2 separate regions of the Homo sapiens genome follow, and region 2 is linked to region 1. A link is a loop called in an ENCODE intact Hi-C map of the cell type or tissue named here. Cell type or tissue: heart left ventricle. All regions are shown on one strand. Links, peaks and the distances in the headings refer to the core of each region. The heading gives the core; the rest is flanking DNA.

Region 1 (8,654 bases), core at 177-8,176:
GGTTGGAGGTTGCTGAGGGACCTCCAGGTAGAGATGTCTCCTTACCGCCAAATATGTGGGGTCTGAAGGTGAAGAGATTTGAGGCCATCCGCATGGCAGGTGGTGAGGTCAAGAGTAGAAGAGCTTGCCAAGGAAGAAGGCAGGAGATAGAGTGAGGAGAGGAGAAAGGCCGGCCTGGCCTTCTGAGGGAAATGCAGCAGATGAGGTGAGCAGAAAGAGGGAATCTGAGAAGCCTCGGCCACTCAAGGTCAACAAACCCTGGGGAACCCCCAGCCAGGACCCAGGAGGTGACCGAAGCCTTCTTCCTTATACAGGTTGGCTCCCGGGATGGTGCTAAGTAGCTGCCAGTTCATGTGTCTTTGCCTCCCCTAATAGTGTGGAAGCTCAGGTCCCTCTGACTCAATGCCATCTTGTGAAGGTTGCAGGGGGTCCCATCTGTCCTCTCACTGGCCTGTGAGAAGGCAGCGTGGGACTGAGGCCCAGGGCAGCCATGGATTCCCAGGCCCACATTGTGGCTGGGAGCAAAGCCCTCTGGCTCCCCTGACTTTTCAGGGCTAGAGCCCTGCAGGGAAGTGTACTCTACACCCCTAGACCCACTGTTCAAAAGCACTGCCTCCCCTTTAAGGGCCCTGGCCTTGCAGGGGTGTCCACCTGAGCACAAACTTCCAGAGGTGTCTTTGAATCCCCGACACTGCAGTCTGTTATCACTGGAGGGTGGTGGATTTTGGAGAGGGTACAGCACACACCACGGTGCCAGGCCTAGGGTGCAGAAGCTGTGGGGAAAGGGGTGGGCACACCCCAGCCCTCTGTACACTCCAGGGAAGAGCCAGCTGGGAAGGGTAACAGTCCCTGTCCCCTCCAGCATATCGCCAACTGGTTACCTCCTGGTCCATCCACTGCAACTCCAGGTGGACCCTGGATCACACACATTCTCCTTCTGTATCTGACCCAGAACAGGCCCCCTGAAACCTATTCATTCATTCACTCATTTAAGAAAAATTATGATGAGGCAGATGTGGCAATGAACTCTGAGGATACCCTGGTGAGTGAAGTTTTGATTTATTTCTGTTGAGCTCAGGTTCTGCAGGAGGAATGCATGGCCTTGTGATGGTTCATAATATGCTTGACCCAATCTGGAGCATCAAGGAGGGCTCTCAGAGGAGGTGACATTAAGACAGAGCCCCGAGGAATGCCCAGGAGTTAATTAGGTGAAGGGACTAGGGGTGAGGAGGGGAGGGGAGTGGGAGAGCGTTGTCCGGGCAGAAGGGACAGCCTGAAAGAAGATGCAGGGCTGAGGGGAGCATGGTGTCCAGCGGGGCTGACATCCGCCTTGAGCCACGTGCTGAGCCGCATGCTGTGATTCTCTTATCATATTCAAGAGCCTGGCCAGTGGCTTCAGCTCAGAGTTGGTTCCTGTAAGCCCAGAGGCTCTAATCCAGAAGTCGTCCTGCTTCCTCCTCCTATGTGTGCACTGCTGTTTTGGGAGCCAGTGGCAGAAGCTGTCCATGCCGGCCCATCGGGTTCCCCTGGGTGTCATGGGCAGGCAGTTCCCAAGCATGCAATTGGCTCCCAGAGTCTCCCTGACTCAGGGCTCTCACTCTGCCAGGGCAAGCCCAGGGCAAGCCAGAAGTGCCAGAAAAGCTGCAGCCCTCACCTATGAGGGTGGAAGTTGGTGGGTTAGCAACACAGCTTCATCGACCTTCCAGAGAGAAAGCTCTGAGGTTGCTTCCACATAGGCTCTCAGAGGGCACTCCCTGGGGGCCCAAGCCAGGACCTGAGCTGTAACCTCCTTACCACACATTTTCATGGCTCTCCCTGCTTCCTGCCTCCCTGCCTGCCTTCTGCCTCTCTCGTAGCACTTCCTGGGGGCATCTCCTAAGCAAATTACTTGCAGTTGAATCTTTGACCCAGAGTCTGCTTTGGGGAGCTCCTGCTATAAGACAAGACACAGTTGCGAGACTGGAACTCTATTCCCATTCAGGGTCCCTGTGACTCCCCTCCTCATCCCAGGCTGCCAAGAGCTCTGTGCCTACTGACTCTGACTCTGTCCCTGGCTCCTCCTCCCTGTGTGCTCCTTGAACTTGCTCAGGGTCAGGCACTTCAGGGGCCCCAGGAAACAACAGCAAGAACATGGCACCTGGGGGATTGGAGAAGCTCCTTGTTGGCTGAGGTCTGCAGCGCCTCAGCTAGTTTGAGCTGGGCGGCGTGGAATCGTCAGGCTGATTGCAGAGCTCTGTGTGTAGCTGGAGGAGGAGTAGCAATTAGCTGCTGCAGTGACAGCTGAGACAGGGCTGCTAAATGGGCCCATTAGAGGGCATTAGCGAAACTACAGGATGGTGGCTGAGCAGAGACACAACGCTCTTGCTGGCTGGGACTGGGGCTGGGGCCTGAGGGAGGTTTACCTGAGAATGTCAGGGAGGCTGGGGCCCCCAAGGTGAGCACTACTTTAAAAGGGGAGGGATGCCCCTGTCCTGCAGCCACAGCCCTCCGTCGGGTGCCCATCTGTGGTCACTCAGAGTCCACTTGCAAAGTGGTGCCCGCTCAGCCGGCAGATTATGGCTTTAATGGGGGCCCTGCACGTAGTGTACTTAACACGTTTCTGAGGTCCTGGTCCCAGCCATTAGCTCATTAGCTCCAGCCTTCGAGGCCCATTTTGCAGACGGGGGTGGGGCAGGGACCCATGAAGTGATATGTTAAAGGTCAACTGGTGGGTTGATCTGAACAGAATTCCACAAGTTCCTTATCCAAAACCAAACCTACATGGCCTTGCCCCAGAGATTTAACCCCCTTGAGACTTGAGACTGGATTTTACTTGTCACTGACACCCCAGCGTCCGGTGTCAGGGCTGGCATAGAGCAGGTCTTTTTAAAAAATGGTTATTTAGGAGGAAGATGAAGACCCAGCAGCTACTGCAGCCCCCAGCCCAGGCTCCCCTATGCCTCAGCCATGTGGGGCCACCGTCACAGAGGCCGGCAGACATGGGCTGGGCTCCTGGATGCGTCACTCCACTGTGTGGTCTCAGCCGAGTTACTGAACCTCCCAGAGCCTCGGTTTCCTCATCTATAGAATGGGGCTAATAATAGGACCAGCTCATGGGGTTGTGTGAGGATTTGATGAGACATTTCATTTTTACCCATCCATGTGGTGGGCTGCATTGGGAGCCCTTGTCTAAACAACAGCAGCTGTGCCTCCTGGAAGGTGACCCAGGACTGGACTTGCTGAGGCAGCAGGAAAGAACAGGACAAAGCCCAGTTGGCAAGTGCAGGCAGGCTCCGTGGCAAGGATTCTGGGCTTCAGTTTCTCTTAAACATGTAGAAGTTGGGGCTTGATAATTTCTAAGGGTGCTTTCAGCTCTAAAAGCCTCTTGGCTCTGTCCAGGGAAGGGTTACTGTGTGTCAAGTATGGGCTGGCACTGCTGAGGATGGGGGCACAGTGGGGACAGCCCAGAGGACCAGGTTTCCTGGAAGAGGGCCAGATCCTGGGCTGATAAATGTCGGCGGCTCTAAAGCCATCCCCTGCTTGACACCGTGTGCCCAGCCCATTCATCACTAAGTAGAGCAGCAGGGGCCTGGGGACGGAGCACTGGCTCAGAGACAGGCCTGCCTTGTCCTTAGCTGCACCCTCTGGGAGGTGGGGAGGGGTGAGGCGGTGCAGTCTTGCTGTATTTGGGCTGTGACTGCAGCAAGAGCATCTCTGCTACTGGGCAGCTCAGAGAGAACCCCGGCCCCAGCTCTGCCACCTCCCACAACTCCAGGGGGAGCCACGCCTGCTATGAATACAGAGCGAACCTGCCAGCCCCTTACTAATCGCCCCTTGTTTGCTTTCTGGGGCTTGATATCCTCTGTACCCATTATTGAATTCTGGCTGCATCTGGAGAAACAGAGATGGGGCCCTCTCTCCAGTGCACGGAATGGGAAACTGAGGCAGAGAAAAGCTGGGTGACTTGCATGCGGCTGATACTCACTGCAGTTCTGTGGGGGAACTGAGAGGAGATGGGCATAGAGAGGAACAAGACAGAGTCCTGGAGAGCAGAATGGAGTGCACCTGGGGCCCCGCTTCAGCTCCCAGCCTGTTTCCAGGCACCTCTTGTCATCTGCGGCTGTCAGCAGCCCCAGAGTGGAGGCAGAACAGGAGAATTAAATAGGCCTATCTTACAGATGAGGAAATGGAGGCCCACAGAGGAGCTATAAGGTATTGAAAGCTTTTACTGAGCACTGCTTATTTGTAATGAAAATCATGAGCAGAAAGCCACAGAGATAGTATCTTGAATGCCCTGGGGCTGGAAGGAGTGGTTTTGTTGTTTGACCACCTTCCGAGGCTGTGGAGTTTCCAGAATTTGTCAGTGCAGGGTCAGGCACAGTTTCTGCTGTGGCTCTGTTAACCAGCTTAGGGGCCAACAGTGGGAAAAGCCCATTGCAAGGGACACTCTGATGGCTTGGTCATTTGTCACTCCAGCTTTCTGACCCCGAAGACCAAGGGGCACGGACTGGATCTCCCCAGGCACTAGTTAGTGTGGCTCTGCCTCCTTCCCACACTGGAGCAGCTCAGCCTTGACCGCTATGGGGCACTCCCAACCCCACCTGCAGAGACCCCTCCCTCCCACCCTCCCTTCCTGTAAGTTGCGCATGCCCAGTGCCAAGGAGCATCACTGACACAGATCAGGATGCGAATGCACCCTGGAGTCGCCCAGGGCACACTGGTGGGACCCTGGCAGCCACCATTCCCACCTGGCTTTGAAGGCATTTGTGCCCAAGGCAGACTCTGCCCCTGGATTTCTAAGCTGACTCTTAATCCCACACCCTGGTTGTCATGCAGTCCCTGAGCACCTGAATCCCTATCCATAAGAAGTGGGGATGACAATAGCACCTACCTACCAGGACTCGGATCGTGGCTGAGAGAAGGCCTGCAGGGAGAGCACTGAGCCCAGTGCCTGGCGGGGAGCACTCTGCAAAGAGCAGCCGCGTGTGGCATTATCTGTCCTGGCGTCACTGCCCTGTGCCACGGCACTGGGAAGTGAGCACAGATGCACAGTCCCTGCTCTCCAGGAGCGCAAAGTCTGCTCCCCCAACATGGCCAGCTCACAAGTGGCCTCTTCTGAAGTCCCCACCCCACTGCAGCTTGCAGGTAAGGGTCCTCCTGCTGTGTCTATCATAGCTGGTGTTGCTGCTCCATGGCTGCCTGCTCTTCCAGGTGCTGAGACCCAAAAGCCAGGGCCAGGGATGGATTTTGGCTGTGTCCCCAGCATGCATCACAGACCAGGACCTGAAGAAATCAGCGTGAAATGAGTGCACATTGAACTCCTGTCTTCCTCCAGCATCCATTAGCCCTCACTCTGTGTGTGTTGAGCCCAGCGCTGCATGTTTGAATCCATTGCCAAATTTCTTCCTCAGGACAACGTTGAGGGAGGTGCTGTCCACTTGGTACAGGTGAAGAAGCAAGCTAGGAAGCCACACTATTTGTTGTTCCAGTCTGGTTCTAACTAGGAAAAGAGGCAGAAAAGACAGGGGAGTTATGTGCAGGAAATCCATTTCACAGGTGATGGAGGAGCTGAGAGGCAAATTCGCATGGACGTATCCCCATGCAGCCTTTAAAACAGATCAGCGATGGCACGAGGCCACCGCCACCCTATACCGGAGGGATGCAAGGAGAGTTGGAGTCTCATGGGTTTGTTTTGTGGAGCTGGAGTCACAGAGAAGACAGCTGCTGTGGGGCCTACTGCCCAAGGCAGAGAGGGAGGGGAGAAGCCCTGGGCTTCCCTTTCTCCAGCCCTCAGCCTCCCCCTGTGCCTCTCATGGTTGGAAGGCAGCTGAGCCAGGGCCTGGGAGACACAGCCTGCAGGAGTCAGTGCCCCAGCAATGGAGAGTAAAGCTGGGTGAGGCTGAAGGGCTGCCTCAGAAGAGTTCGGTGGTCTTCCCACAGGTCCGCCAGTAGGAAGTGGCGCTGTCCGGCTTTGCTCCAGGCACTCTGGCACACCTGGCCCCAGGCGTCCTGCCTCTGCCCTCCCTGACCTAGACTCTGTCATTCCTGTTGGCTCCCACCCCTTCCTCAGCTCCCAGAGAACCAGCTATCTACCCAGGACTATCCTAGTGGCCTCCTGGGCCCAGAGTCCCAGCAGAGCAGCCTGGATCCTGAGTGTGGCAGGAGCGGCCACAGTCTATCCCCTCCTTCAGGCCCTGCTGTCCCTGGGACCCAATATGTTCAGCACCTTCACCCCTGGACTCCTTGACAGCCCAAGAAAGATGCTCATCTCCACCCCTCCCGGCTTCAGCGTCCCATTCACCGCCTTCCGTGACTCCCCTGATCCTCCCAGCCTCCACCTCCAGTGCTGCCCTCTCTCCGGCTCCACAAGTCTCTTTCTTGCCCTTGGCTCATTCTCTTTGGCCTTTGCAGGTGCTCTGCTCCTCCTCCTAACAATAGCTCTCCACTGGCCCTGGGTTCCCCTTCCACTGTCTGGACAGCAGCACGTCGCCTGCAGTCATCTCTGGAATCTCTGGCTCCTAATCCCCGCTCCTCCTTCTCCTCCCTCACTGCAGTGAATGTGGGTTCTTGTCGAGATCTCCAGTCACTGGAGGTTGCCCCACCCAATGCTCCCGCTGCTGTCCTCATGATCTCTGATGTCCAGCAATGTCCTGCTCAGTTGACCACTCCCTCCTTCTGGGCAGTCTTCCTTGGCTTCTTGCTCTGGTCCTCCTCCTGCCTCACTGCCTCCTGGGTGATCCTTGTGGATTTTCCCCTGCCCAGCCTCTCAGTGTTGGGAAGCACCAGGCCCCAGTCCGAGTCCTTCTCCTCTATCCCAGCCACACTCCTCCTGGATCAGCTCACACAGTTTCATCCTTTTCCTCTATCCCAGCCACTCTCCTCCCAGATCAGCTCACACAGTTTCATGGTTTTAAAGACCACCCCCTCCGTGATGGCTTCCAAACTTGGTTTGCAGCTCAAGCCACGACACTTAACTCCACATTCATTGCTATAATACCTGCCCAGTGTATTCACACGGACGCATCCCCATGCAGCCTTGAAAGTCATCCTAGTCAAAACAGAACTTTCAGCGCACCCATCACCTCTCAATGGAAAGAGCCTCCGCCTTTTGGTAACGGGCACTGCCATCCACCCTACTGCTTAGCCCAAACCTGGTGGATATCCTCAGTTCCTCTCTCCCCACCTCCACCACATCCCATCCATCAGAAGGCTGTGGCTCAATTTCTGAGGTATAGCTCCAAACCATCCTCTCCTCTCCATTGTCACTGCCTTCACCCCCGTCCAGGCCGCTGCCATTTCTCCTCATGACTGTAGGAATAACCCCCCTCAATACACCTGAGTCAGGGCACGTCACTCCCATCCTTAGCACCCTCCAGTGACTTCCCATGGCACCTAGAATAACAGGCCAACTCCTCCCTGGAGCCTACGTGGCTCTCCTGGATCTGACCCAGCTGCTTCTACAAACAGCCCCTCTTTCCCAGCTCATGCACGGGGTCCCAGACACAGAGGCCTTCCTTCTCACTGTCTCCTGAGCATGCCTGGTCCCTTCCTGCCTATGGGCTTCCTTTGCTGAGAGGCTTCTGCCCCGGTTCTTCAGGCCTGCCCTGTCCCCCAGGCTAGAGGGGCTTTTCCCTGCCGCTTGAGGACGTAACCCTGCTCTCACATGCACAGACATACGTTCCGTGAGAACAGAGGGTTTGTCCTTCTTGTTTCCAATGGCTTCTCCAGCACACAGTAGACACTCAATATAAGCTGAGTAAATGAATAACCCCATTGTACAGGTGAAAAAAACTGAGTCCCAAGCAAAGACTGCCATTTGGTGATGGTTACACAGCTGGGGGCAGCCAAGCTGGCCCAGCTCCCCCACGTGGCCTGCTCTATCTCCATCTAGTCCAAGGGGCTGGTGGCAGTGGCCAGGGCCTGCTTGCTCAGCAAGCTGAGAGGGAGGGCTGGGGACAGGAGACCTGAGAGCCCCTTTGCTATGCCCACAGACCCTCCCTTCTAGTGCCTGTCTGCCTGTGATGGATGCTCAGCTCTGGGATTTTTTCCCCTTCATTCCTCCTCTTTTTTTCCCCACTGGGTCTTTTTAGGCAGTATTTACAGCCGAAGTGGACAATCTGTCTTTTTTATTTTTAGGCTTTGTGGCTCAGACACCAGGCCCTGGACAGAAAGTGCTGCCTAGAAATAGGTGGCTGGTGCCTGAGCAGGGTTCTGCCGGGGCTGGCAGTGAGCAGGGGTGGTGGGCTGAGGTCGGGGTGTTGATGTGCACATCCCTGCCATGGGCTGGGGTGTGAGGAGAGCCACGTCTGCTCTGTGACCTTGGGCAAGTCCCTGGCCCTCTCTGTGCCTCACCTTCCGGCCCAGACACAATGGAGGTTAGGACTAAATGAGCTCCCCAATCTCCGAGGTTTCCAGCGGCGGGGGCCATAGGGCTGGCCCGGAGGGAGGGGTGTTCCTGGCGTCACGGCGCTGAGATAACGGGAAGGATGCGCCGCCTGGAGAGCCACCTGGACAGCCGTCCCGCTGATGAGTGATGGTCCTTCACACCTTTCCTGTCCTCCTCTGCTTCTTCCTGTGGCCTTCGCTTTCTCATTGTCCCAAAGTTAGATGTGGCTCATCCTTCCTCCTCCGACTGCCCCCACCCAGTTTCCCTATTCTCTTAGGGCTCAGGGGAC
Region 2 (8,654 bases), core at 381-8,380, 110 kb before region 1:
CTGACTCAGGTACCGGTTTTAAAACTTAAATGAATTCAAATTAAATAAAAGTAAAATTTCAGGCCCTCAGTGACTAGCCTCACGGCAAGGGCTCAGCAGCCACCGTGGCCCCGGCTACTGCATTGGACAGTGCAGATATCACCGGGATCTTAAATTTGCCTCCAGCTGCATGCTCACTGGTCCCCTCTCCTCCTGCCTCTCTGGAGCTCCCTCGTCACCGCCTTCCTGTCTCTTCACAGACCATTCCCCAGGATGCCTTGTCCTCATCCGCACCTCTAGGCTCCGCCCCTTCTCAGACCCCACCTCTTGCAGGAATCCTTCTGTTAAATGACCACAGAAGGGGCTCCCACCCCCACTCCCATCTCTGAGCCGACTTTTCATCCATACAGGAGGGGATTGGAGTAGCCGGGCATCCCCACCCTGACAGTCCCTGCCTCTCACTGTGCCTCTGTCACTTCCTGACCCTACAGCCTGTGAGGACAGCCTGTCGCCGCATGGGAAGTTGGCAGCAGAGCAGGGGCAAGACCCTCCCTTCCCTTTCCCAGATCTCTTCCCATGCCCCCCTGCCCCTCACCCTCCTGGCGCTATGCCAAGGCATTCAGGGAGGCAGATACGGTCATGACGCTCCGAGCACTGATGCCATTGCCCTTCCTGACCCCCTTCTCTGGGGCTTTTCAGGCTTTGCCATGGGAGGGGGGCAGGCCCACAGCCTTGTTCTCCCTCTTCAGAGAGCTGAACTCAGGAGCAGAAAAGGAGCTGCCAGGGAGTCACAGGAGGATGGGTCAAGTGCACCAGGGCTTGTCCAGAGCAGGAACGGTAACTGCTCCAGGAGAGACCCTGCCTCGACTCAAACCCTGAGCCTCCCAAGCACTCTGAGCCTGTTTTCCCATCTGCCCAAAGAGATCTCCTAATTCTTTAAAGATGGTGACCTTTGAGAGGACAGCAGGGTGAGCTTGCCAAATTTAACGCACCCCTGGGCCGCCTCTGTTAACCCCTGGAGCACTTGCTCAGCCATGCCCTGGGGCATGTTCTAGATGCTGAGTTCCATCCAGCAGGGCTGTGTGGCACCCTAGCCTCATAAAGACCCCATATCACCACCTGCTCCTCTCCTGCCAATTCCCCACAAAAGAAGGGCCAGTTCTCTCTGTCCCTTGGTTTCTTTCCCTTGGGAGACTTTTTGCCCCATTCTGTCCTATGAGCTCAATCATTGAATGGAATGATGTTTCCACCTCCTTTGAGAAAACACACTCTCCATCTTCTGTGGCTCCTGCCAGCCAATATCTCCTCAAACATATCTTTCTGCAGTTTGCATTGCAAAAACAATAGATATGTTACATGTGCATTTCCAAATTGGACAGGCCTATCCCATCCCAGATAGAGTCCTATGTCTGTCCCATTCCTTCCTCTCAGAAAAGAGGTACATACCCGTGTCAAGATGAGGAAATGGAGACACCCAGCATAGTGCCTGGCACACACCAGGGGCTCGAGCTGTCGAAGAAGGCACGGACGAAGAGTAGGTCAGAGGGCCCTCTCTTCAGTGTGGGTCCTTTAGGGCACAGAGTGGAAATGTGATAGAAGGATCCAGAAAGGGAGGTGAGCATTTAAAGGTATCTGACATAATTGTTTGTTGCTGTTGTTGTTTTTGGGACAGTCTCTCTCTGTTGCCCAGGCTGGGGTGCAGTGGCACTATCTGAGCTCGCTGCAACCTCCGCCTCCCAGGTTGAAGCGATTCTTGTGCTGCAGCCTCCCGAGTAGCTGGGATTACAGGCATGCGCCACCATACCCTGCTAATTTTTGTAATTTTAGTAGGGATAGGGTTTCGCCATGTTGGCCAGGCTGGTCTCGAACTTTTGGCCTCAGGTCATCCACCTGCCTCGGCCTCCCAAAGTGCTGGGATTACAGGCATGAGCCACCATAACTGGCCCTGATATAATTGTTGAATGAATGATCAAGTCTTCCCAAAGACAGGGACGGTTCTGCAAAGAAGCCCTGGGCACTGGTCCGTGGTGACCACCGGCCAGCGGTTGCCAGGGGTGTGCCTGATACTGCTTGGAGAAGGACACCATCCCAGGGCAGGAAGGGCCACAGGAGTGTTCCACATCTGATGTGCAGCTGCTGTGAAAGTCTGGAAGCATGGAGGTGCCCACCATGTTTAGTTCTTTTTTTTTTCTTTTTCTTTTCTTTTCTTTTCTTTTCTTTTTTTTTTTGAGACAGAGTCTTGCTCTGGAGTTCAGTGGCGCAGTCTTAGCTCACTGCAACCTCTGCCTCCCGGGCTCAAGCAATTCTCCCACCTTGTCATCCCGAGTAGCTGGTACTACAGACGTATGCCACCACACCCAGCTAATTTTTGTATTTTTGGTAGAGACAGGGTTTTGCCATGTTGCCCAGGCTGGTCTCGAACTCCTGGACTCAAGTGATCTGCCCTCCTCAGACTCCCAGAGTGCTAACATTCCAGGGGTGAGTCACTGTGCCTGTCTCATGTTTAGTTTTTTTTGAAGTTTTACTTATTATGGGTAGGAAAATAAATAACCCATAATCTCATCACCTCCTTTTGGGATTATGTAAAACAAGATGAGTTAATGTCCTCCTGGCCAGCTCTTACCCAGTCACCACAGATAACCAAATTCTTAGCCTCTGTTAACAGTTCGGGGGAAGGTTTCTCAATCATGTCCTAAGATTATAGCGACAGGTCAATTTCTATCAACATAATGAAAATATCTATTTTTAAAAATAAAAATAGGTATATGGGGCCAGGCGCAGTGGCTCACGCCTGTAACCCCAATATTTTGGGAGACCATGGCAGGCAGATCACCTGAGGTCAGGAGTTCAAGACCAGCCTGGCCAACATGGTGAAACCACGTCTCTACTAAAAATACAAAAATTATCCAGGTTTGGTGGCAGGCACTTGTAGTCCCAGCTACTTGGGAGGCTGAGGCAGGAGAATCAGTTGAACCTGGGAGGCAGAGTTTGCAGTGAGCCAAGATCCCACCATTGCACTTGAGCCTGGGTGACAGAGCGAGACTGTTTTTCAATAAATAAATAAATAGGTATACAGATTTTTTTTTTTTTGCAACCAGCTTTCTCAGGTTGAAGTATTTGCTTTATGTTGGTGTACAACTTGCTTTTCTACTTACTATAACATTGATGCTATTCTAAGTCAATATGCAAAAATCTACGTCCTCTTTTCAATGCCTACGTGGTAGTTTATAGAATTGGAGGCACCATAATTTGCTCAGCCAGTCATCCACCAATGGGTGTTTGAGTTGTTTTTAGGCGTGGAGTGTGGGTATGAACATAAACAATGCCTCAAGGCCATCTAGGCCAGGGGGCTTTAGGAGAAATGCCATCTCTTGGCCACACTTGGTGCCCCTGCCACCAGCTTTGTTGTAAATCCCCGGGGGCTGGAGGCCTGAATAATGAGAATGTGGAGGAGGAAATGCCTTCTGCCCACTGCTGGGGAGGTGGCAGGCAGTGTGCAGAGTGGTGGTAGACCCCAGCTTTCCCCTTGAGACTCTATCCCCTGTCATCGGTGCTGGCACCCTCCTACCCTCCTCACCCTAATCTTTCCAGGAGAGAACCAGGAGTGGGCAGGCATAGGAAATCTCTTACCTGGAGCATGAGGATGAAATAAAGCAGCATCCTTGTGTGGTCCCAGTCTGGGAAGATGAACTAATCCAGGGAAACCTGGTACCAAGAGAGGGAGGCCTTCCAGGAGGCAGAGGGAGTGCTAGGAATGGCTTATGACAGTCCCTTCTGTGGTACCAGCCTGGCCCTGGCCCAACTACCAGCCCAGCTGCTGTAGGCAGATAGAGCTGAGCTTGTGGGGTGGCTTGGACTGACCCCCAGTCCCTGAGGAACCAAAGGAGAAGCTGCCAGGCCTGGCAGAGAGGCCAGTGGGGAGTCCCACAGTCAATGCCCACAGCTACCACTCTGGACTTGGTCTAGGTGAAGAGAGCAGACCGCACCATGATGACATCCCTCCCACTCCCCCCACTCCATAGGAAGGGAGTAAATATCGGGTCAGCGGCCTTCTTTCTCCTCCTCCCCTCTGCTGGGAGGATGGCCCTGGGGTTGCCAAGGAATTGGAGAGGGGATAGGTTAGAAGCATCTAGGGACTTGGGAGGAGGAGAAATGCTATTAAAAATATAATTTGTTATGTGTGTTTTTTCTGATTACAAAAGCAATGCATATTCATTGCAGAAAATTTGGAAAATAGAGATAAGCACAAAAAGCAAATAAAATCCCCTCGTAATCTCCCCATTCAGGGCCAGCCACTCATATATCCAATGTGATGGTTAAGAACACAGGCTCAGGGCCTGAATACTGGCTCGAATCCCAGTTTTGCCACTAACTAGCTGTGTGACCTTGGACGAGTGCCTTAACCTCCTGTACTTCTGAAAATAGTAATAGCATCTCTCTCCTGGCATTGCTGTGCTGTAAGTGAAATGTCTGAAGTTCTTGGCTCAAGTGTGTTAGCCATGATTATGATAATGAACTCCCTCTCTACCTCCACCTGATGGCTGGCAGTTTTCTCAAACTTTTTTTGTTTTGTTTGATACAGAGTCACTCTGTCACCCAGGCTGGAGTACAGTGGTGCAATCTCGGTTCACTGCAAACTCCACCTCCCAGGTTCAAGGATTTCACTGCCTCAACCTCCAGAGTAGCTGAGATTACAAACACCTGCCACCATCCCCGGCTAATTTTTACTAGAGACGGGGTTTCACCAGGTTAGCCAGGCTGGTCTCAAAATCCTGACCTCAAGTGATCCGTCCGCCTCGGCCTCCCTAAGTGTTGGGATTACAGGCGTGAGCCACTGCACCTGGCCAGTGTTCTCAAACAGCCTAGCTATAACAGGATTCTTGGCGCCACCCATTATCCGCCCAAAATGTTTGCCCTTGAGCTTTCTCCTCTCTTGGAGAAAGGTACCCCCAGTGCCTGGATGTCCGGGCACTCGGGGTTGTCCTTGAGGCTTCTTTGGATGTCAGCCCACCCACCAGAAGTCTTCCAGGTCAGGAAGGAAGCGGAGAAGGAGAAAGAAGGAAGATGAGCCAGAGAGGGAGAGGAGAAGAGTGGGGAAGAGATGTTGGCACCCAGGAAAGGGCAAGTCGAGGAAAGAGCGAGCAGCAAGAGAGAAACACTCTCATATACCCTCCTTCCCAGGGGTGAGCACATGCAGACTCCTCCCCGCACCTCAGGCCCACCTGCCCAAGCCCACCATAGCTACCCTCACAGGCACAGTGCAGGATCTGGCCCCAGCCCACCTCCGCCCAGGCCAGAGCCTTGCCACTCTCTCTGTCCTGTCGATAATTTATTGCCTGCAGGGTACACTATCAATAATGCACAGACAATAATCAAGCTCTCTGCACAATCATGTTACTCCTAATGTATGCAGGGCTGGGTCCTGGCTCCAAGCCTGCTCACCGTTCCTTCCCCAGAAGGACCCCCAGTGGCTCAGGAGAAGAGCGAGGCTGGCCCAGGGGGAGAGTGTCAGGTGGGGTGGCCAGCTGTGTCCCATCTCACAGAACTGCCTCCTCCAAGCCGTGGGGAGAGGCCAGGTCGCATGGTCCCCCAAGAAGGGCCCATTTTTTTCCTGCCTCTTTGTTCTAATAGTCAAACTAGAAGGCAGGGGGTGCCCCAAAGCCCACCCAGTGGGTAGCTGCCAGTTTACTTAGTTCTAATCCCACCACCTCACTTGCTAACAGTTTCCTCATCTGTAACGGGACAGCTAACCTCCCTCCCCCGACTTCATGCTGGCTTGGAAAGCTGTGGCAGCACTTTGCAAGCCCCCACTGTCAGGACTGATGGCTAGGCATGGTGATTTTCACCATCTGGGCAGCACCTGGGCCAGACATTTTGGGGGCTGGATAGAAGCAGAGTGGGGACACAGAAACGCAGACTCTGCTCTCAGTGGACTTGCTGTAGGAGACAGGCAGGTAACTGTGAGGCTGTAGGGAGCGGTGGGGACTGTGGAGAAGTGGAGATGTAGCTCCTATATAAAATAGGTACTATTGGATAACAGCAGACAACAATACCACGTGGGTTCATGGGTCTAGTGTTGCCACATTTACTTACCTGTCAAGGAGAACTGAGAGTGTGGATGTTTATGAAAAACTCTCTTGATTTTTAAACATGGGTTGAAAATTTAAAATATTGATTTACTGGCAAAGCAAATCTACCAGTGGGCCATTCAGGCCCCAGGCCCCAGGCCCCAGGCTAAGCCTTCAAACTGGTTGTTTTCTCCTTTTCCAGGAAAAGAACAATCCTAGCAGCAGAGAGTGATGGAAGGAGCTTTGGGCTGGGAGTCAGGAAGCCTCAGCTGTGGGAGTTGTGTGGCTTCCTTCTGTGTCTTGTTTCCTCCTCTGTAAAATAGGAGTGCTGGACTAGACGGCTCATGAGCTCTTCCCAGCTTTAGGGCTAGTGTGGGAATGTATTGTTATTATTCCTAGTTCCAGACAGAGGCTGACGTCTAGGGGCTTGGCTTTCAGCAGGTGTCACAGGCTGGGCAGTTTGGGATGGTGGAAGGAAAGGCTTAGGGGTGCCCCTAAAGGGCAGGGCCACAAGCACAGGCTTCACTAGAGTCTGTAGGACACAGCCCACGGGGTCACTCTTTAATAGCGTCTCATCAGTGGACCACCTGGGTTCAGAGCCTCTTTGGTCTTTGGTAGTGAGGCCATCTGGGTAGGGTCTAAGCCAAGCTTTCCATGGCTAGACTTTGTCTATGGCAAATTGATGCTGCCAACACTAATGTCAGTGGTCGGACTGCCACCTGTTGAGCTTGTTATTTCACTATCATGTTGAAGCCTCACAACATCCCTGTGAGGTAGCATTATCCTTGCATAAGAGAGAAAACAAAAAAGTGAAAAAAAAAAAAAACTAAACTAAACTAAACCAGCTCACTAAGGCTCAGAGAGGTTAAGCAACTTGCCCAAGGTCACATAGACAACGAATGTGGAAGCCATAACTCAAATTTAAGTGTATGAAACTCCACATCTCAATCCCACACTACACTCCCCTGCTCCAAAGGGGGTATTATTATTTTGAGACAGAGTCTGGCTCTGTCGTCCAGGCTGGAATGCAGTGGCACAATCCCAGCTCACTGCAATTTCAGCCTCCCGGGTTCAAGTGATTCTCCTGCCTCAGCTTCCCAAGTAGCTGGGATTACAGGCATGTGCCGCCACACCCGGCTAATTTTTGTATTTTTAGTAGAGATGGGGTTTCACCATGTTGGCCAGGCTGGTCTCAAACTCCTGACCTCAGGTGATCCATCGTCCTTGGCCTCCCAAAGTGCTCGGACTGCAGGTGTGAGCCACTGTGCCTGGCACCAAAGTGGGTTTTAAAGGTTTCCTGGCATGTGGCTTTCATCAAATCTGGAGTGGTACTTGCTCCCATAGCTGCAGGGGAGAGGGAGCTGTGGAGTGAAACTTTCCCGCTGCTGTCTGCAGAGCTGGGATAAGCCACAGGGAACTTGGTGAGGTTCTCAGGTCACCCTTCCTGAGCTCCTCCTGACCACCCTGATGAAGGCTGAGCAGAACAAAGTACACGCATTATCTAGGGGGACTTTGAGGCCAGAGAGGAGCTCAGTCCTGCCGGTGGCAAAGCTGTGGACTGCTGGGGAAAAGCACAGCCCGGCATGGGGATCCTGGCTCTGCCCTTCTACAACTCCAGATCAGTGGCCCAGAGCCTCAGGTGCACCTCTTTTGCTGGGCTATGGGGCGAGTGCAGGCAGAGGCCATCGTGGAAGCACCTGGCTCCTCTTGAGCACTTGAGCATGTGTGTGACGAAAATAGGAGACACACTTCTTAATCACCACGCTGTTTCCCTGCTATCTTGGTTAGGGGACAGGGGCATTGCAGTTGCTACATTACCATGACCTGCACTATCTGATGCTACTGTAGATCGTTGTTGTGACTAAATTTAAAAAAGAAAAGCAGCCAAGTTGAGGCTGTGGTTCTAGACCCCCAGCAGAATTGAGGGTGTGGACATAGGGAAGTGGAGCATGGGAGGCTGGAGTGTGGGTCTGGGGCCTGACAGCCTTACCTGTACTCCTTGGCTCCATAGTTACCAGTGGGCCCATCCTTGGGGACAATAATTTCACCTAGGTAAAGCCAGTCCCTAAAGCTAGGGCTTAAAAGGTGGACTTGTCCCAAGCCAGGAACTAGAGGTGGGTGGGTAGGACGGGACCAGCAGCATGGGCTGCCCTGGGCTGAGAACCTGGGCGGAGTGGGGCAGTTCAGAGGCTCAGGGACTGAGGCTGAGATGGGGCTGGGAGCCAGGAATCACTTTGAAGGACACTTGTTATTTAAATTACTCCTTCATTTCTCATCACCCATCTTAGGCTCATCTCACCACTTTGCACCACCAATTTGATCAGAGCAATGTCTTCATGACCCTAGCAAGGGTCCAGTTCTTACCTAATTAGGGGGAACTGGTAAATTAGCACTGATGAGGCCCAGAGAGGTATCAGTATGTGTCCAGGTCACACAGCAAAATTGGGACTTGAATTCAGAAGAAGAAACTCCTCCTCATAACCCTCTACTCCACACCCCCCTACTCCGGTTCTCAGGTGATTCCCCTTAAAACGTGTGCAATTGCATCTTTCCAGATAGGCCTCATCTGGGAGGGGCCCCTGAGGGTCTGGCCTCCCCTCTCCACAC

Evidence for each region. Peaks named below come from ENCODE experiments on the same cell type or tissue, not always from the same donor. Only the 100,000 strongest peaks of a DNase experiment are listed, where the experiment ranks them.
Region 2: a loop joins it to region 1, with 2.0 times the contacts of the local background. A loop is called at or near these places in 7 of 110 quality-filtered maps.

The regions. Positions count from the first base shown.
Region 1 is chr10:71,070,198-71,078,851 of GRCh38, reverse strand. No RefSeq gene overlaps it. Among named protein-coding and RNA genes, the nearest start is that of LINC02622, 140 kb to the right of the region's middle. RefSeq lists an enhancer at 258-1,208. In heart left ventricle, for the core only: no CTCF peak of the experiment used is centred there; DNase peaks (open chromatin) are centred at 3,571 and 5,914.
Region 2 is chr10:71,183,520-71,192,173 of GRCh38, reverse strand. No RefSeq gene overlaps it. Among named protein-coding and RNA genes, the nearest start is that of UNC5B, 25 kb to the left of the region's middle. In heart left ventricle, for the core only: a CTCF peak has its summit at 4,541 (motif pointing left); no DNase peak of the experiment used is centred there; H3K27ac peaks cover 572 bases.